2 separate regions of the Mus musculus genome follow, and region 2 is linked to region 1. The links are chromatin loops, found by intact Hi-C in ENCODE. Cell type or tissue: left cerebral cortex. All regions are shown on one strand. Links, peaks and the distances in the headings refer to the core of each region. The heading gives the core; the rest is flanking DNA.

Evidence for each region. Peaks named below come from ENCODE experiments on the same cell type or tissue, not always from the same donor. Only the 100,000 strongest peaks of a DNase experiment are listed, where the experiment ranks them.
Region 2: a loop joins it to region 1, with 9 times the contacts of the local background. A loop is called at or near these places in 2 of 42 quality-filtered maps.

Annotation. Positions count from the first base shown.
Region 1 is chr8:79,350,830-79,359,276 of GRCm38, forward strand. Smad1 (SMAD family member 1) reads right to left here. Exons shown (of 7, transcript NM_008539.4): 3 at 5,383-5,640; 4 at 2,501-2,617. Among named protein-coding and RNA genes, the nearest start is that of Smad1, 44 kb to the right of the region's middle. In left cerebral cortex, for the core only: no CTCF peak of the experiment used is centred there; DNase peaks (open chromatin) are centred at 1,133 and 5,102.
Region 2 is chr8:78,212,495-78,220,941 of GRCm38, forward strand. It overlaps Ttc29 (tetratricopeptide repeat domain 29), which reads left to right and starts at 848. Exons shown (of 14, transcript NM_183096.3): 1 at 848-1,054; 2 at 1,514-1,577; 3 at 5,411-5,523; 4 at 6,293-6,391; 5 at 8,256-8,339. The coding sequence starts at 6,300. It overlaps Gm39202 (a long non-coding RNA gene), which reads right to left and starts at 799. Exons shown (of 3, transcript XR_878950.3): 1 at 356-799. In left cerebral cortex, for the core only: no CTCF peak of the experiment used is centred there; a DNase peak (open chromatin) is centred at 756.

The DNA.
Region 1 (8,447 bases), core at 403-8,402:
ACATTTTATACTTAAGTGGCTTAGCTGAAAATAAACTATTTCGCTTGTTTTCTAAACAGTTCCCCCCTGTTACTCCACTGTTCTTCAAGCAAAGCTTTAGTGATTCACAAGTGCCAAACCTCAAAGGCGGCTGTGGCCACAGTCACACAAGCCTTTTATCAGCTCTTAGTGCTGTTAGAAATGCTATTCATCTAGTTTAGACTCAGACACATTTTTTTCCTATAAAAGGCCAGAAAGATTTTGTGGGGCATATGGTCTTTAGCACAACTATTCCATTATGCCTTTGTATCACACGAAAACAGCCATTGATAATATGTAACAAATGGGCACAGCTGTGTTCTAATAAAGCTTTATTTATAAAAACAGACAGAGGGCTGATCTGTCTGCAGGCTGTAGTTTGCTGACCCTTGCTCTGGGAAAACCACCATAGGTGACAACAGGAAAAAAGCCATCATTTTTTTCCTTTGACTATACAAGGAGATTTTAAATTGGCTCTAACAGGGAACATTTTAAAAGCTGTTTAAAAGGAAAAAAAATCTTAAAAGTATGGTCTCTATTTGGGGTATTAGAGCTAATCTCATCAGTACAGATACAGGGTCCACACAGGGTATCTTGCTCCCCAAATAAAAATTCCAAAACTGGGTCAGATAGAGGCTCCTCTCTCACACTCTTCGCTTGTTGACTCCCAACATCTAACGATGACCAAGACCCATAAAACACAGAGCACCTATAAAGGAAACTTCAAAACACAATCACTGATTCATGTATGTTCCAATTTACTTAACTGTACAGCTAAGGGTTTTATAAAGGGTATTTATTTTTGGAGCCAACGTTTTGGGTCACTGCAAAGTTGGCACAGAGACTTTCCGTACATCCTCCCATCACAGAGATCTGCCATCAGATTGGTGTACTCAGTATAATTCAGGAGCCTACATGGACACATCATCGTCCCGAATCCAGAGCTGGTGTCAGGGCTTGTTCTTGGTTAGTCTGTGGGTCTGAACACATATGAACAGGGCATGCTGTTGCCCTCACACTACCATACGGACAGCATAATAGTTAAGTCTTGAAAAAACATCAGCAACTCTGACTCAGGCCAAGGCACCTCTCGTTTCACTGAAAGTGGGGTTAGGAACAAAATAAAACCTAGTCAGCAGTCACGTGGCTTTTACTTTCAACTTGCTTCACCCCTGGGCTGAGTGCTTGCCGGAGGCCCCTCCCAGAAGTTACTGAGCGGATGGGAGACCTTGCCAGGGCAGCATGGCACCTCTTGGCATGCGGTAGTGTGCCTGGTGTCTGGGGCGGGATTCAGGGATTCTAGCATCTGCTTTTCTCTGCTCCCACTCAACATGCCACTGTGGTCCTGAGAAGTGTGTGGGGCCATCCGCCAGCTCATTACTGGGCTGAAATGGAGCTGGTGGTGACGACCAGGCCCCTCCCCAAGGAGGGAAGGTGAATTTCAGTTCAATTGTAAATTCTTTGAGGGGAGAGGGATACATTCTCATCCTGTAAATTCTTCTGGTAACAAAGTGAGGCATGAGTGCAGAACGGGAAAACGCACCATTGTTCCAGTGATGGATAAGAGCTATAAAATAGACGAGGTGCCAGCGCACGCATTGTGTGTGTATATGTGTGTGTGTGTGTCTACTCTAACACAAAGACAACCGTTTGGAAACCCAGCTGTATGGATTTCAGTGGGATCACCCGTGGGAAGTCTGCTTTGCAGTCCTGTGGATGGCCTGTTTCCCCTTGGCCCTTAAAAAGACAATTCTTACAGCACCGATCCCAAGTTATTAATTACTGAAGACCTGAACACACGGCCATCTAAATAAAGGACTATGTTATGTAACACAGGCCTCGCCATTGTCCCCTCTAGCTCTTCATGCCCAAGAGCTCTCCAATAACCTCATATGTATGCAGGTACATGAAACAGCTATACAAATCACGTATTTATTGATACTAAATCACGTATAAATATATTTCTAAATGGTTCTTTGTTTACATTATGTAACCATTTACAAAAGGTAAAAGCAAATTAGCATGCTAATGAGATAGATACACTTGCTCATTTTTAAAATAAATAATAAATGTCGGCTTAATATTCAGCACCGATGGATGAACAGCCTGCTTGGTTATCTTCAGAGTTTGCCAACAGCTTGGTTTTCTAATCACCAATGCTGAGACTTAGCCTCACTTAACTTTCTAGTACAAAATGGCAGGAGGATGCTTAAGGCCATTTGGTAAGCTATTGAAAATACATTCAATATGTATTGAATCTGAGGTCTCTTATGAGACTGTGACAGAGTTTAAGCAAAGGGCTGGGTACTAGAGAATTCTTTCCCTTAGGTTAACAACAACAACAACAACAACAACAACAACAACAACAACTGCTTTTTGTATGTTTCATAAACAGCTACTTTTGGAAGGTCTGTATGACTGAAAGTAACCCTTGGACTGCAGACAATAAACTCTAAGAGGGAGAAGCAGCAACCGACTTTACCTCCTCTGCTGATTTCAGCGGGCAGTGGAGGCGCCATCATGTTCGTGTCCATGGGCTGAGAGCCATCCTGGGCCATGGGGTCTTCAGGAGGCAGGTAAGCAGGTGGGGGTGTGTCAGCTACAAAGTTTTAAAGAAAAAGAAAATACATGTGTCAGGCATATATTCTGTTCTGTGTTGAGAGTCTTTGTGTACGCAGATGCATGTGTGTGTACATGTATGTAGGAGGTCAGAAGATAACTTTGGATTTAATTATTGTGGGGGGGAGAAGAACATGGGGGGATCAGAGCATAACTTGGGGAGTTAGGTCTCTCCAACATGTAGGTTCCAGGGACTAAATTCAGGTTTTCACAATAGCAGTAAGTGTCTTTACCCACTGAGCCATCTAACCAGCTTCTCACCTTTTGGGGGGATTATGGGGGGGGGAGAGAAGCAAGGACTCTCCCTGGCCTGAAACTCTTCAGGCAGGCTAGACTGCTCGACCAGTGAGCCCCAGGGCTCTGCTTGTCCCTGCTTCCCTGAGTATTAAGCACTCAAGCTGAATCAGCCCTTTTAACGAGCAGGCTTATGTGGTGGTGTATGCCTGCAGTCCTGGCAGGTGGAAAGCAGAGGCAGGATGAAGAAGAAGTCAAGGCTAGCCTTGGCTACATCAGACCCTGCCTCACCCACAACCCCTTACCCCTCCACAAAGGATGAGATGGCTAAAGACATTGGACTTAAGGTACAGTTTCAGAAAACGATCACAGCCCCAAACTTTGTTCCCAGTGACATCTCAGTGAAAAGAAAAATAAGCCGTAAGTGGGCTCCCGGAGCCCCCATGACTCTGCAGGATCATGGCCCCTCGAAATCCACTGAGAAGAACACGTGTGCACACTCTCATGCAGCAGACTAGTTTGGTTTCACTGCTGTAACCAAACTGCCTGACAAGACTTAGTAAGGGGAAATTTCTTCCCAGGCCTCTGACATTAAACATCTGGGCAGGAATTTACTGTCTGGGTTTGTTACGGCCTACTAATTGAGACTTTGGTTTCCCATGACGTTAAGCAATCTCTTAGGACTACCTTCACCATAACCATTTAAGCAATGTCTAGCCTAAAAATCCCCAATAACAGAATAGTAGGAAAGAAATCAGTTTAGCTCAGCTGTCTTCTGCTTTAGAATTTACATAGATCTTCTCTGAACAGTTTCTAGTAAGTAATGAGATTACTGAAACCACACACATTAATGCAAGACTGGTATTTTCTTACAGGACTCAGAAAACCAGTTCCTCATTGGCCTGTCAGCCCACCCAGCATGTACGGCAGAGCCTTGAGAATGGAATTTTACCTTAGGGGTTCATAAATGCTTGGGTAGATACTTAGGGGCAACTGTGGACCCCAAATAACAAACTCTGCTCCTTCAGGGCTCCCTGGCAGTTGCCGCCACCCCTGACCCTGGCAGAATCTTAGCCTAGCTGCTAAGGAGCAGAGAGCCAGGCAGGCTCCAGGTACTTTCCTGCACTTCGCAGTCTGCCCTCTCCACACTCCAGCTTCTTGCTGCAGCTCTAAGTTAAGTCTACTTTGCTCAAGCCAGGAACAAAACCAGGAGGCTGTTCTCAACAGAGCCGATGAGTTTACACCAACAGGGCTCCAAGTGGCCAGGTCTTTACTGATCGTGTTCGGGTGTCTCCGCTAGTGCGCACCCTTTCTCTTTGCTCTATCTCCGCTAGTGCGCACCCTTTCTCTTTGCTCTATCTCCGCTAGAGCGTGCCCGGTCTCTTTGCTCTTCTCAGTGGTGCTTTGAACCCTGGCAGCCACGGACAAGAGTGAATTCTAGCAATAGTCTCTGATTCTCTTCACTGGGGCTCGCCCGGAGTTGCCCCTGCTCAAGTCCTCTGAAATGAACCCTGCCACCACCAACCCATCCATCTGACTCTACAGGCTTGCCGGGGAATGGGTAGATAGGAAACCATCGAGTGTTGTTCGTCCCGTTATTAAAATACTCTCTCTTCCATCTCCATCCCAAACAGAAAGACATAATGCAAAATTAACAGGTTGAAAAATAAGAGTAATTATTAAAAAAGAAAAAAAAGCAGCAGCAAAAAGTGTGGACCACCCTTCAATTTCCGAAGGTTTTCAGGTTCATGGATGCTGAACTCCAATTTAACCTAAAGCACTTTAAGTGGTTCCATAAGCCTGCCTGCCTGCCCAGTCATCTTCCCTCACAAAATACCCAGATCCAAGATCGTCTTCTGCTTATACGATCCTTTTGCTGTTGACTGGCAAGTACTCTGGCACTAATATTTGACATGCTTGTTTACTAACCTGCAATTTGAAAACTAGACCGTTCTAATTAATCACGTATTTTGATAACTATTACAGCATCCATTATGACTACAACAGGAAAATAGCTGGTTCTGTCTCTGCTAAGTTAAACAGCAGATGGTCTCCAGCATGTCTGTTACAATCCCTTGTTAAAAGTACAGGCTTGTTGGGATTACATCACTGGTTAAATGAATCTAATTAAATGGGAGTTGGGGCCCCTCAGAAAACAGCTCTTCCAAGTCTGCATTGACAGCAAGGGCTCTTCGATGTCCGGAGCCGCTTCTCAGACCGGCACTGTGTGGTTTTCGCTCTTTCTTTTATGGAGAGCAGAGGCTGGAACAACCATGCCACTCCCAGAAGGATGCAGCTGTTTCAAAACGTTTGAAAACAAGGGGCAAATGCAGCAGGAATCAAACAGGCCGTCCCTTGTCTGGGCTGTGAGACTCCTCTCTCTACAATGTTGTTCTGAAGCACGGGCTGGAGGGGGGGGTGCTTGCTCAGGGATCAGACTGCCTCCCTGCAGGCCACGCCCATCCACCTCCCCAAACACCCCATCCCCAATCTCTGGACACGCCCTCTTACCTGGCATCTGAAAAGGGCTGCCCGGGTCTGAGCTGGTTGGGGAGTGAGGGTAGGTGCTGCTGCTGCCGCCAGGAGAGTTGGGGTAGCTGCTGTTGGGGGAGTGGGGGAACGGGTGGCTGTTGGGCTGCTGGAAAGAGTCTGGGAACGTGGCGTTCAGTGGCATGTGAGGCTCATTTTGTCCCAGGTTGCGGAACTGAGCCAGAAGGCTGTGCTGAGGATTGTACTCGCTGTGCCTCGGAACCAGCACCGGCGGGAGAACTGGAAGCAGGAAGAAAAGAGAGAGAGCGAGAGAGACAAATAAGAACGGTGAAAACTGTTAACGACCTCACAGTAAGTGAGGGCAAATGACCAGAACCTCAACTGTCAATTCCACAGTACTGACCAGAGGGAAAGTGACTCTTCAGTCCCAATCACAGGACTCCAGCCAGAGAGCAGCGCCCCTGGCCTGTTGACCCAGGGAAGGCTCAGAACACAGTTTTAGAATAAAACATGTTGCTTTATTCCACTTTAAATCTTCCTATTCACACAAAACCTAAAGCACAGATAACAATATACATCACGGGCTAGCCGGATGGCTTCATCGGTAAAGGGGCTTGTCACACAGCTGGGTGACCTGAGTTTGATCCCTGGAACTCAGGTAAAGGGAGGATGGAAGAGATTCCACAAAGTTGGTCTGTGGCGTGTGCACACCTCCATACACATATCGCGCAAAGGCACACAGCACAGTGGCACACACCCACAATCCCAGTACTCAGGAAGGAGGTTAAAGGCCACAGGACCTCAGGCTGGAGTCCAGCCTGGGCTACCCTGTTTATGTATTTATATATTGCCTGTGATGGTCTTCTTACCTGACAGTCTGCTGACATCTGAGTTATTGAAATGATATTGAATATTACTTACCAGCTAAGTATTTTAATTGACCCATTAGCTCCTTTTAAAATAAAAAGCAGCAGAATGAAGAAGGTTGAAGAAATAAACACAGTGGGCATGGAACACCCAAAGGCCAAGGGAGATGGCCAGTTATCCACAAAACAGGGTCAAGGAGGACCCAGATGGCACAGTCACACTTTGCTAAGAGGTAGGTACATAAACACAAGAAAAAAAGAGTGGTCTCTCCTGAAAGCTTCAGGTTAAGAAACTAAGATGGTGGAGATCAGCGTGGTCAACTCCCCAAATCCTGGCAGAGCCACCACCAAATTGATGACCTGCATGGGATGGGCTGCCTGTAACATATAGAACCCCACCCTGGGGAATTTTATCACACCCCAAGATGTTCTCCAGAGTCACCAGGTAGCTTCCCCTTAGTGACAAAGACCTTTGGAAGCCCTTCTGCCCTTGTGGCCCAAAATAACAGAGAAAAGCAACATGTTGTAAAACTGCATGGTTGGTTTTATATGCAAAATTCTTGGATTCATTTACATTTTTGTTCAAAACGTGTTTGGGTATAACTCCCACCTCCAGGGTTAGGCTTATCTGCTCAATTCATTGTCAGTCCTCAGCGACATCCCCAGAGCTTTGTTCAAATCCAGAAAACACTTCCTGTGCTCTGAAGGTCAGAAGCACCCACCTCCCACCCTGTCTCCTCCAACTCACTTCCCTCATTCTAACCTCCTCACAGGCAGCTCAAGGTTTCTCTCTCTCCTCTCCTCTCCTCTCCTCTCCTCTCCTCTCCTCTCCTCTCCTCTCCTCTCCTCTCCTCTCCTCTCCTCCCCTCCTCTCCCCTCCTCTCCCCCTCCCCTCCCCCCCCCCTCTCTGTGTGTATGTGTGTGTGTGTGTGTGTGTTGAATCTGCAGTCATAAAGTCTTGTATACCCACACTGAATGGAAGAATTCATCCCTGTATACCCTTCCCTTCTGGGGCATGGAGAGTTTCCCAATTTGTTTAGGTTTCTGAGCCGCTAGTTTTATTTGTGGTACGAGGAATGCATTTAATTTTATCTTTTTCTAACTGTTTAACCAGCCACCTTAAATGCCGCTGATTATAGGGAGTCCATCGTTGTTCTGGGGACTGAGGGGACCTTTCTCACAATGTCCTATGTATGTTCTGCCAATTTCTCAGACGTTTCCTTCTGCTCTGCTCTGTGGCCCTGCCATCATTTCGTTTCTTGGGTTTTTTGGTTGTTTATTTATTTTCACATTTTATTAAGAAAAGGAGAGAGCACCTTCGTGTTTGGCCTGGCTGTTCTGGTTGTCTGGCGGAGGCTGCCTGCCTCTGTGATCAGAGTGCTGGGATTAAGTGTGTACCACCACCAGGGGTTTCAATGACACCCAGTTCCTGTTGGTTTTTCTTCTTGGTGTTCAGGGTGCATGCTTCTCTTTCCAAATGGCTTTAGTTAACGTCTCTGCCTACCTTTTGGAAACAAAAAAGTTCTTGATGCTTTTTTGAGAGGCCATTCCATTCACTAGTGCACAGGAAAATATCTTGGAGCTGAAATGCCTTCTTTACAATAAGGAAGAGCTGGGCAGGAGATGGAAGCAGGAGGATACTCAGTGCAAAGCTAGTTTTAGCTGCAAAAATGAGTTCGAGGCCAGTCTGGGCAACTTAGCGAAACTGTTCAAAATAAGAACTGAAGAGAAGCTCAGTAGTTAGGAGCATGCACCATTCTTCCAGTTTCCAGCAACCACATGGATAACTCCATCTGGATCCTTCTGGACTCTGAGGGCACCTGCATTCATGCATAGTTAAAATGAAGAAAAGGCCATTGGGTATAGCTCAGTGGTGCAGTCCCTGCCTAGCCCAGGTTCATCCCCAGTTCTGGAAAAGCAAAAGCACGGGACAGTCAGCTCAAGTCCATGGTGGCTCTGTGATCTGCAGACACTGCCTATATTAGTTTCCCAGAGCAGCTGTAATAAAATACCAAAGAGTGGTGTCTGTAGTAACAGAAATTCATTTTCCTGTGATCATGGAGACCATGTCCATGATGAAGGGTTCTCCCCAGGCCTCTGTTATCTGCTCCTGGTGGCCTACTATCCTGGTGCATCTCTGCATAGCTTAGCCCATCTTACAAGGATGTTAGGGCCTCCCACAATGCCCTCATCTTACTTTATCTTTTTCTTAAAGGCCCC
Region 2 (8,447 bases), core at 364-8,363, 1.1 Mb before region 1:
GCTCATAGTAAAGACATCTATAAGTGAAAAGAATAAAGTGAGATTAATTTTATGTGGGTAAAGATCGGCATGTCCTTAAGTCCTCAGTACTTTCAGAAGGGTCCAAGTCCCTTGAGAAAAAAAAAAAAAAAAAAAAAACTAGCTGAAGCCAGCAACATTCACTTGGAGGAAACTGTTTCCCCTTTATTTTTGTTTGAGTTTTCTTTCATTTGCAAAGATCTATCTCTAAGGAACCTCATGTTCAGCACAAGATCAGTCATAGACTTTCCAGAGAGTTAGGAACAGCAAGCGGGGAGAATAAATACAAACAAGCGAGAGAGAGAGTTTTCTAGACCTCTAACTCAGAGATCTTTACCTGTGAGATGACAGCAAATAGAACTCACAAACACTCGTGCAGAAAATCAGCAGAGAGCAGAGTCCGGGAGAGAATTCACACGGGTCAAATGGAGTTACTTTAAAGCTACAAAATGAATTCCTGAGAACAGATGAGGCTCTCCTGGTGTAGACAAGAGATGGTGCTGGCTATAGGTAGTCACAATAATCAATTGCATATTCACAAGAAATAATTGAATGCATGGAAATACTGAAAAAAGGAAACAACTCAGGGGCATTCAGAAGGCCCTTGGATTGTGGGAATTTCTCTGGCGGGTTCACTGGAGGAACCAGATCCTCTTGCAGGCCACGCCCACTCACTAACAGGCCCACTCTCCAAGCACCGCCCCCTCACTTGAAGAGTCTTGGAGCTGACCAATCCTAAAGCCCATTTTAGCCTAACTACGCCTCCATCTGGCCCGCCGAGCCCCTCTGTTTCCATGGAGACGCTTTCAGCGTCCCCTGTCTGCACCAAGCCAGGCCAACAATCTGGGATGAGAGTACCGCGCCCAGCACCCACCGCCTGCAGAAGCTTAGTCAGGGACACAGAATCACAGGCCCAGAGCTAGTTTTCTAAGGTTTGTGGGGCAAGGCTGGGGACAGGACCTGGTCAGCTCCCAGAAGAGTGGGCGGCTCTTCCTTTCCAAGAACCCCTTCTTCCATTACTTGGGCCCCAGCTTGGGTAAGAGGAGAGAAAAGGCCCTCTCCACTCATCCCCCCAAATCAATTCCCTCGCAGAAGGCGCTCTTCTTGCCCCTTGGACCTTGGTGGGCCAAGAAAAACCAAACCTCTCTAGGCACAGCAGACCTGTTCCGAGGTGGGTGGAAACAGAAGGATCAGCTGTCATTAAAAACATCTCGGGCTCACAAATGTCAGAGAAAGAACCATCCTGAACCATATTGGAGTTTCAGATGTTTGGGGTGGGGTGGGGGGCATTTTGTTGAATTAGTGATTAGTTTCCTAGTGTCTAACTGGGATGTTTTACTTTTTAGTTCATTTAAATATATGATATATGCTGGGTGCACAGTACTGCTACTTAATTATCCACTGGTGTGAGTGAGCCTTGTTTCTTGACATGAGGAGCACAGAGGAATTATTTTGCTAGGTATTTAAACATTTTTTTCTCTTTTCTTTGCTGTAGTATTTTGCTTACAGAATTTTCAGACAGGCCTCTAAGAGCCCAGAGCAATCGGTTATCTGCAAATGTAAGTTGGATAAAATGTGCCTTACCGTCTAAGGCTTTCCCTACCTGATGTTTTGATTGCATTACTACTAAATGTTAGGTGGTGGGAAATGTGTGGTTACTATTTATTTCACAACCCATCCAGCTGTCTACCACAACATGCTAGGAGTATCCAAAATTTCAAACTTATTTATGTGAGCTTGTTTTTCAATCATGTAAAAATAGTCTACTAAATGTATCCTGTGGTTCCCTTCATGTTTTTGGAGCTAAAGAATTCTTATATAAAAAGTTCTGAATCATAAGAATGACTTTGTATCATAGAGGGGGGAGATCATATTTATTTTGAATTTCTCAGTGATGCATAATCATTTCTCTGCTGGGTCTGTTGGCTCCATTTCCCTCATCTCAGCTTTCACCGTCACAGTGGCTGGACCTGGAAATGCAGTCATTAAGACTCGTCCCTCTCTGAACTGCCACTGCAGAGGACACAGTCATCTGCTCTCCTTTTGTGGATCCTGTTGGGGACATGTCAAGGGGGAGTGGGCACAAGGGTTACACTTTGAAGAGTTTCACTTGGGAGCCAGAAATGTAAACTCCCACCACGGGACACATACAGCCTGACCCAGAACTCTCAAACCTTTCTCCCCTGCTTCTCCATTCTCATTTGTCTTTGTACATGGGGGCCAAACTCAGAGGCTGTAACTGCAGCTGATGTGAGTGCCAACCAGCAGATCAAAGGATGTGCCAAATCTTTTCTGAATACCAACTGTAGAATGGCTCCAGGCAGCCTTTTGATCTCTGCCTCAGCCACGTGTAGCACTGCCCGTTCACTGGCATTGGAGAGGAGGGGGAAATGCCCCCTGGGTCCTCCCTAGTGCACTGCTTCAGCCTGGGTTCCAGGGCCTGAGTACATTTTGGTACCAGCTTCAGAGGTTCCCTCCCTCTCTCTCACTGAGTGATTGCCTGCCTGCAGCTTTCTTCTGTAGGGATGAGTTGGGGTGGACCCGATGGCCAAGGGTTGAGGGCGGCTTCCATTTTTACTGCTGACCTAGGCCAGGTAGTGCACAGCAGGAATGGACTAAGTTCCTTATTGCTGAGCTGAAGTTAGGACAGCGAGGGCTGGGAATCATGGGAAAATGACTCAAGTCGCATTAATAGTGAACAGGGGCTTTTGTCACTCTAAAACAGAACAAGCCTGAAATGAGAGCTTCCTCCACACACTGGCATTCCCTTCCTCTTCTTCTGTCCTCCTCTGCTGCTGTTACTTGTGGGAATGTAGCTACTTCCTGCCTTAATAAAAAGAAACATAAGATCAAACTTATAAGGCATCAAAGAGAGGAAAATAATTTGGTACAGGAACACCCTGAATATTGAGTGTATTTCAAATGCCACATGAAGCCTGTAATTCAAACTACACACTTTTATTGTATAAATAGACGAAGTGGCAACCACCCACTGATTACAGAAAATAAAATACCTTTGCTTAGCAATCATAGGCAAGGTAGGATGTGGGTTGAGACCAAGGAGAGAGAGCCTGCCAGACATCCACCCCAAGGCTTAGCTTCCATTCTCCAGCGCAGATGGGTCGAGTGAGGTTTCTCCAGCATGCAGTTAATAACTTTTCCCCCCACGTTATAATTCAGCTCTGACCACCCCTCATTCAGAGTTTGTGCCTTGAGGCTTGCCAGCAGGGCTTGCAATACTTACATTAAACTAAATTTAAGAGTAAAGGTGTTCCCGCTGCTCCTGCTCTCAGATCAGAGGAGAGCAAAATGAAGGAGCTGGCAGCTGAAACTTTAATGCTGGAATCGTTGACTTACAATATGAAAAAAAAATTGCAGTTGATATGTGTGACAACGAAGCCACAGATTCGTTCCCGAGTATATCATTTGCATTTGATTTCATTATATGCTTATATTTTCTGGAAAATTTTAGCTAGCCCACTTGTTTTTTTGTATAACATACAGGAAGGCCCATTTTGAGGGGTGGCAAGGTGGAGTATATGGGCCATATCAGAACTCTTTGACACTGCCGCATCGCGCATACATAACTGAGTCTGTCTGGTATGTGAGAAACTCCTTGGTGAATCTTTTAAAGGCCTCTATATCTACTCAGACTCCTTGGCTCCATAGACCATCCTGTAATGCCCTGGAAAGCAGAATGGGGCCTCAGTATGCATTCCCTCTGAAACATGGAGTATGCTGAATGGAGGGTGTGGTAGCTCTTGGTGTCTTTATTCCCCTTAGAAACCCATTAGTTGGGGACTTAAAACTGAATTCACTCCACTGTACTTCATAATGCTGAATACTCTGCAATAAAGGTTTCATGGATTCTGGTGTAAGCTTCTGTAAAGGCTAGGGGAGCCTTTTGGTGTTCCTTTAAGTACATCCATGAGAATTAACTTTCTATCACATGTTATGTTCAAGACTTCGATTTAATAAATTCTGGGCATCCAGATAAACCAACTTGATATAACTTTTGATCAGAAAAAAAAAAAGATCTTTTTGAGTTACAAAGCTAATATATTATGAAGTTATCCCTTGTAATTACCATTCACTTCTGTTGCTTATTCTGCAGAAAAACTACTTTCTGTTCAGACTGTGTGCTTTAACTGTGCAGCTAAGCATTTGCATAGCTATATGCACATGTTATAAAAACATAGAATATGTTTATGATTCATGCAGTTAATCATGTCATAAACAGGGTAATAAGATTCTAATGTATCAGAAATAAAATACTAATCTGTATTTAAATTATCTCTTTAATTATGCAGAAATACTTTAGTCTGATGTGATAATTGTTCTTAGAAACATGAGATCAAACCTATCGAACTGACTTTCACAAGCCTTCCTGTGTAGTCTTGGTGTCCCCCTACCCTATCCCAGGCCCATGGGTATCTTAGCAGTTCACTGTCTGTAGACGGCTCTGTCACAGGTCTGACTACATCTCCTCCCACATACCTCTCCTGCCAGATTTCATAGATGCCTCAACAGTAGTCCTTCTGCATCCTGGCATTCCTTTCCGTGTCTTAATCTCAGAAGAATCAGAGTAAACCTTTCAAAGTGAAGCTGAAAGTGTGTCACCCCAAAGGAACCAGGGTGGATCCTGGTATCTGGAAGACCTACAGTAGAAAGAGTATCACGTCAATAAAGAAAACACGAGAGTTTCTACGGTAGCTTCAAGACTCCCTAAGTTTAACAGTGTCTTCTTGTCTCATGTGTCCTCCACTGTTGCTTAGCACTTGTGTTGTATTTCGTCTATGAAGTTTTTTTTTTATCACCATATGATGCTCTGTCTATTTTGCTCATGTAACTGATGTCTACTTTTTTGAGTGTCCACTCCCATAAGGGAAATGTCATGAGGTCAGAGATTTTTGTCTTTTTTTGCTGGATGGTGTCTTCAGCACCTAGGACAGTGTCACAAAGTAGTGGTTCCATAAATAATCTGTTGACTATTGGGACCTGAGTTGATGGCTTTGCTTCAGATCACACATGTATTAAACGTGGGTGACAAGTGATTTGAAACTTAGAAACAGCCTTTCAGGTAGCTGATGAAGGGAGGGAGTACTGCCATGCTGGTACACATGGCAGTGATGGTGTCAGTAACATTTGGCCTTTTTAATGTCTCCATACTTAGGTAGAAGGTGGACTCTTGCACCAAGAGCCTTGTCACCATAGATACCCTTTCTCTGTAGGTCCTTCTGGTACCAAGATCCACCTTGCTTTCTTTGGGGACATAGTTTTAATAACTTTCTCAATGTTAACATCTGTGATATTTCAAAAAAAAAAAAGGTTGCCATCTTCTCTCTTATCCAGAATTCTCTTCTTCAAGTGTAACTGTGACAATCTCCCTCAGGTGGATGGCTCTGTATTCACATACTTTGCATAAGGACAGACTTTTTACAACAGGACTGTGTGGCCTGGAGGCCCTGACCTAAGAGGGGCTCAACTTCTGGACATTTCATTAAGGTACTTGCCTTTGAAGCCCTGTGTTGGCCCTGAGATATCCTGAGGTTGCTATACAATGAGAAAACCCAAGATATATGACCACAATACATGTATGTGTTCTAGAAAATAACTCTGTTTGGGTCCCAGATGATAGCCCTTACCACCTGATAGATGTGTGGAGCTAAGTCCTGTCCCTAGTGGGGATACTTGAGCCTCTAAGCATGCAGAAGAGGTAAGTCATTAAGAGTCAAAGAAAAGCTACCACTTTTACATCCTATCTAAATTCTTGACGCATTCAATGTGTGAGAAAGAAAGCTGTTTTAAACAACTTTTAAAACCAACACATTTTTAAAATAATTTGCTATATTACATATTTTAGCTATCTGCCTCCCCAGGGAAACGGCCTCCTTACTAAGAATCATTCTTAGCATCTATTATTATAAGGGAATCCTTTATTTCTGAGTGTTGTAACAGGAAAGGAAAGCATGAATCTGGAAACCCACAGCTATCCAAAGAGGCTTCATTCTTGCATTGCAACCATGGCCATTAACAGAACCCTTAACAAAGTAAAACCATCAATGCATTTAATGTATTCACTCCTCAACCACTCTGGTGTAGAGATACAGACAGTTGTCTAAAAGACAGACAGTAGCGGAGATAGCAGACGCAACCTGAACAATGTGGAGACACCCTCACCTCAGACAATACACAGGACAATGCTAATGCTATCTTCAGGGAGTCTTTGAAGATTTATCCTTTTATAACCATCATTTCTGCTTATATTTTGCAGCCCCCCAATGGCTACCTTTCCCCCACTTCCCATGACTCATACAAGGCTTGCGATCTTAGCCAGGCAGAAGCTACCATGCTCTTCAAAAAAAATCCCAAGGTATGGAGCCCTGCTTCCAACAGAGTACAGTTCCTGCAGCCATCAGCATCAATAGCATTCTCAAAAACTGCAGTTGTGTAAAGAAAAGAAATAATAACATTGTTATAGTCAAATATTCAAATTCACTGTTTTAAAAGGCTTCGTGAGACTCGCTCAAGTATAACCAGTATATTTATTTACCAAGACGGTGGTTGTTTAATTTTTTTTATTTCCTAGGAAATTATTTTATGTTTTTAATAGAGTTTCAAGATTTTAAAAAATACGTACAGAGAGAATAAAGAAGATTTTAAGATGGAAACATATGTGGCTTTTAGCTCACAAAGTCGCAAACACTGACTGACTTCTGTTTTGGAGAACTATGCTCTTAGTAGGATGCATGCTTCCTACTGGAATAGATTGGCAGGCAGGATTCAGCTGGTGAAATGATGATGGGAACTGTAAATTCTTCTCCATGCTGCTGCTGCTGCTGCTGAGGCTACCAAGCTACTGGAGTTGTCACAAAATCCAGAACAAGAAATTGATGTGCTTATATTTATGAATATTTACAGATTCTGAGAAAGTTTGAAGTTGCCATTTGCCAGTGTGTTGACTTTCAGGAATACACGTATTGCTTATGACTAGAAATAATTTGCATATGTACTTTTGGCTATTTTCGTTGTGTGCATTTATGTCAATTCCTGGAAAGTGTAACGATCAGATGATTACAAGACTTCTTTGTTCTTGTCTTGCGTTTTTAGTCTTTCTTGAAAAGACTGAAGCCCCTGGAACAAAGCAAATGTATAACCAAACCAATGCAAACACAAATCTATTCTTAGGTGAGAATAAGTGCTTATTCTCATTTAATAAGTGCATAATTTGTGTGCATGCACACATGCATATGTATGTTCTTTAATTTTTGGAATATTTACAAAATTCAAAAAGCTTGATTGTCTGTCTTTTTGCCCTGATTAAGTTACATATTCTTTTTAAAATGAGCAGTAAACACAGCTGACTGTTACTTCCCTAAGAGCAGATGGATCTTTTTTAAAGAGTGTTATTAAAGAAGCTATCTTTATTGTTACTATCTAGGATAAAGTTTTTTACAATCACCCTTTAATAAGTATTCTGTAAGTAAAAGTGTGACTATTTAGGGATGTTTAGTGCCATGCACACAGGGCTCTGGGAATTTAATCGACATTTACTTTTACAAATATAGAGGATGTTAACATGAACACATTTTTCAATAAAATCTGTTTAAAAATTTTGCATCTTATATCTCAATAATTTGAGATTCATGCATGGTTTGAGAAAGAAACACAAACAAGTTTTTAATAGGACATGATGGGGCACACCCGTGATTGATCAGTGCTCAGGAGGCAGAGGCAGCCAGTAACAAGGCCTGCCTGAGCTGCAGAGCGAGACTTGTCTGAAAAACAAAAGCAAAACAATAGAACAATTGGGGAAAAATAAACCTTTTCAACAGCATTCCGGGGAAAACTTTAATAATGTTAGGAATAAAAACGTTTGATACATTTGAATCAAACAGTTGTTCTTGACTCAAGGTCTTCTACCAAAAAAAAAAGCAAGCGTAATACTACGACACCCATGAGTGAGCTGGAAGACAACAGGACTCCAGGCTGTGACCTATGGCAATACATACAATAGTACAATACACCCTTTATTCATTACGTCTACTCTTCCCTGTCTTCTGCCTTTCAAGTTATTTAGAAATGATCCCAAAAATGTAAGGTTACAGCTAGTGCAGAGCGCTCACCCCGGATGCCTCGTCTACCTGATGTGTCTTCTCTTCTGGTAGCACTCGTGTGTTCGGAAGCTTTTCAACTTGGTCAGACGGTACTAAATTATTTCTTTCTACTCCATTTAGGGCCCAGTTGATCAAAGAGAAAGAGGACATAGATTATTACCTGGAACAGAATTTCAAAGGGCTGTCGAAAGAAGAGGTGGCTGCGTAAGTGTGGCCTCTTAAAGGCACTTTAATATAAAGTTTGTTTCTTTTGTCTGGATTCTTTCTTGGAATTTCAATTTTCCTGTGCAGTAAACTTTTTCGCTGGAACAT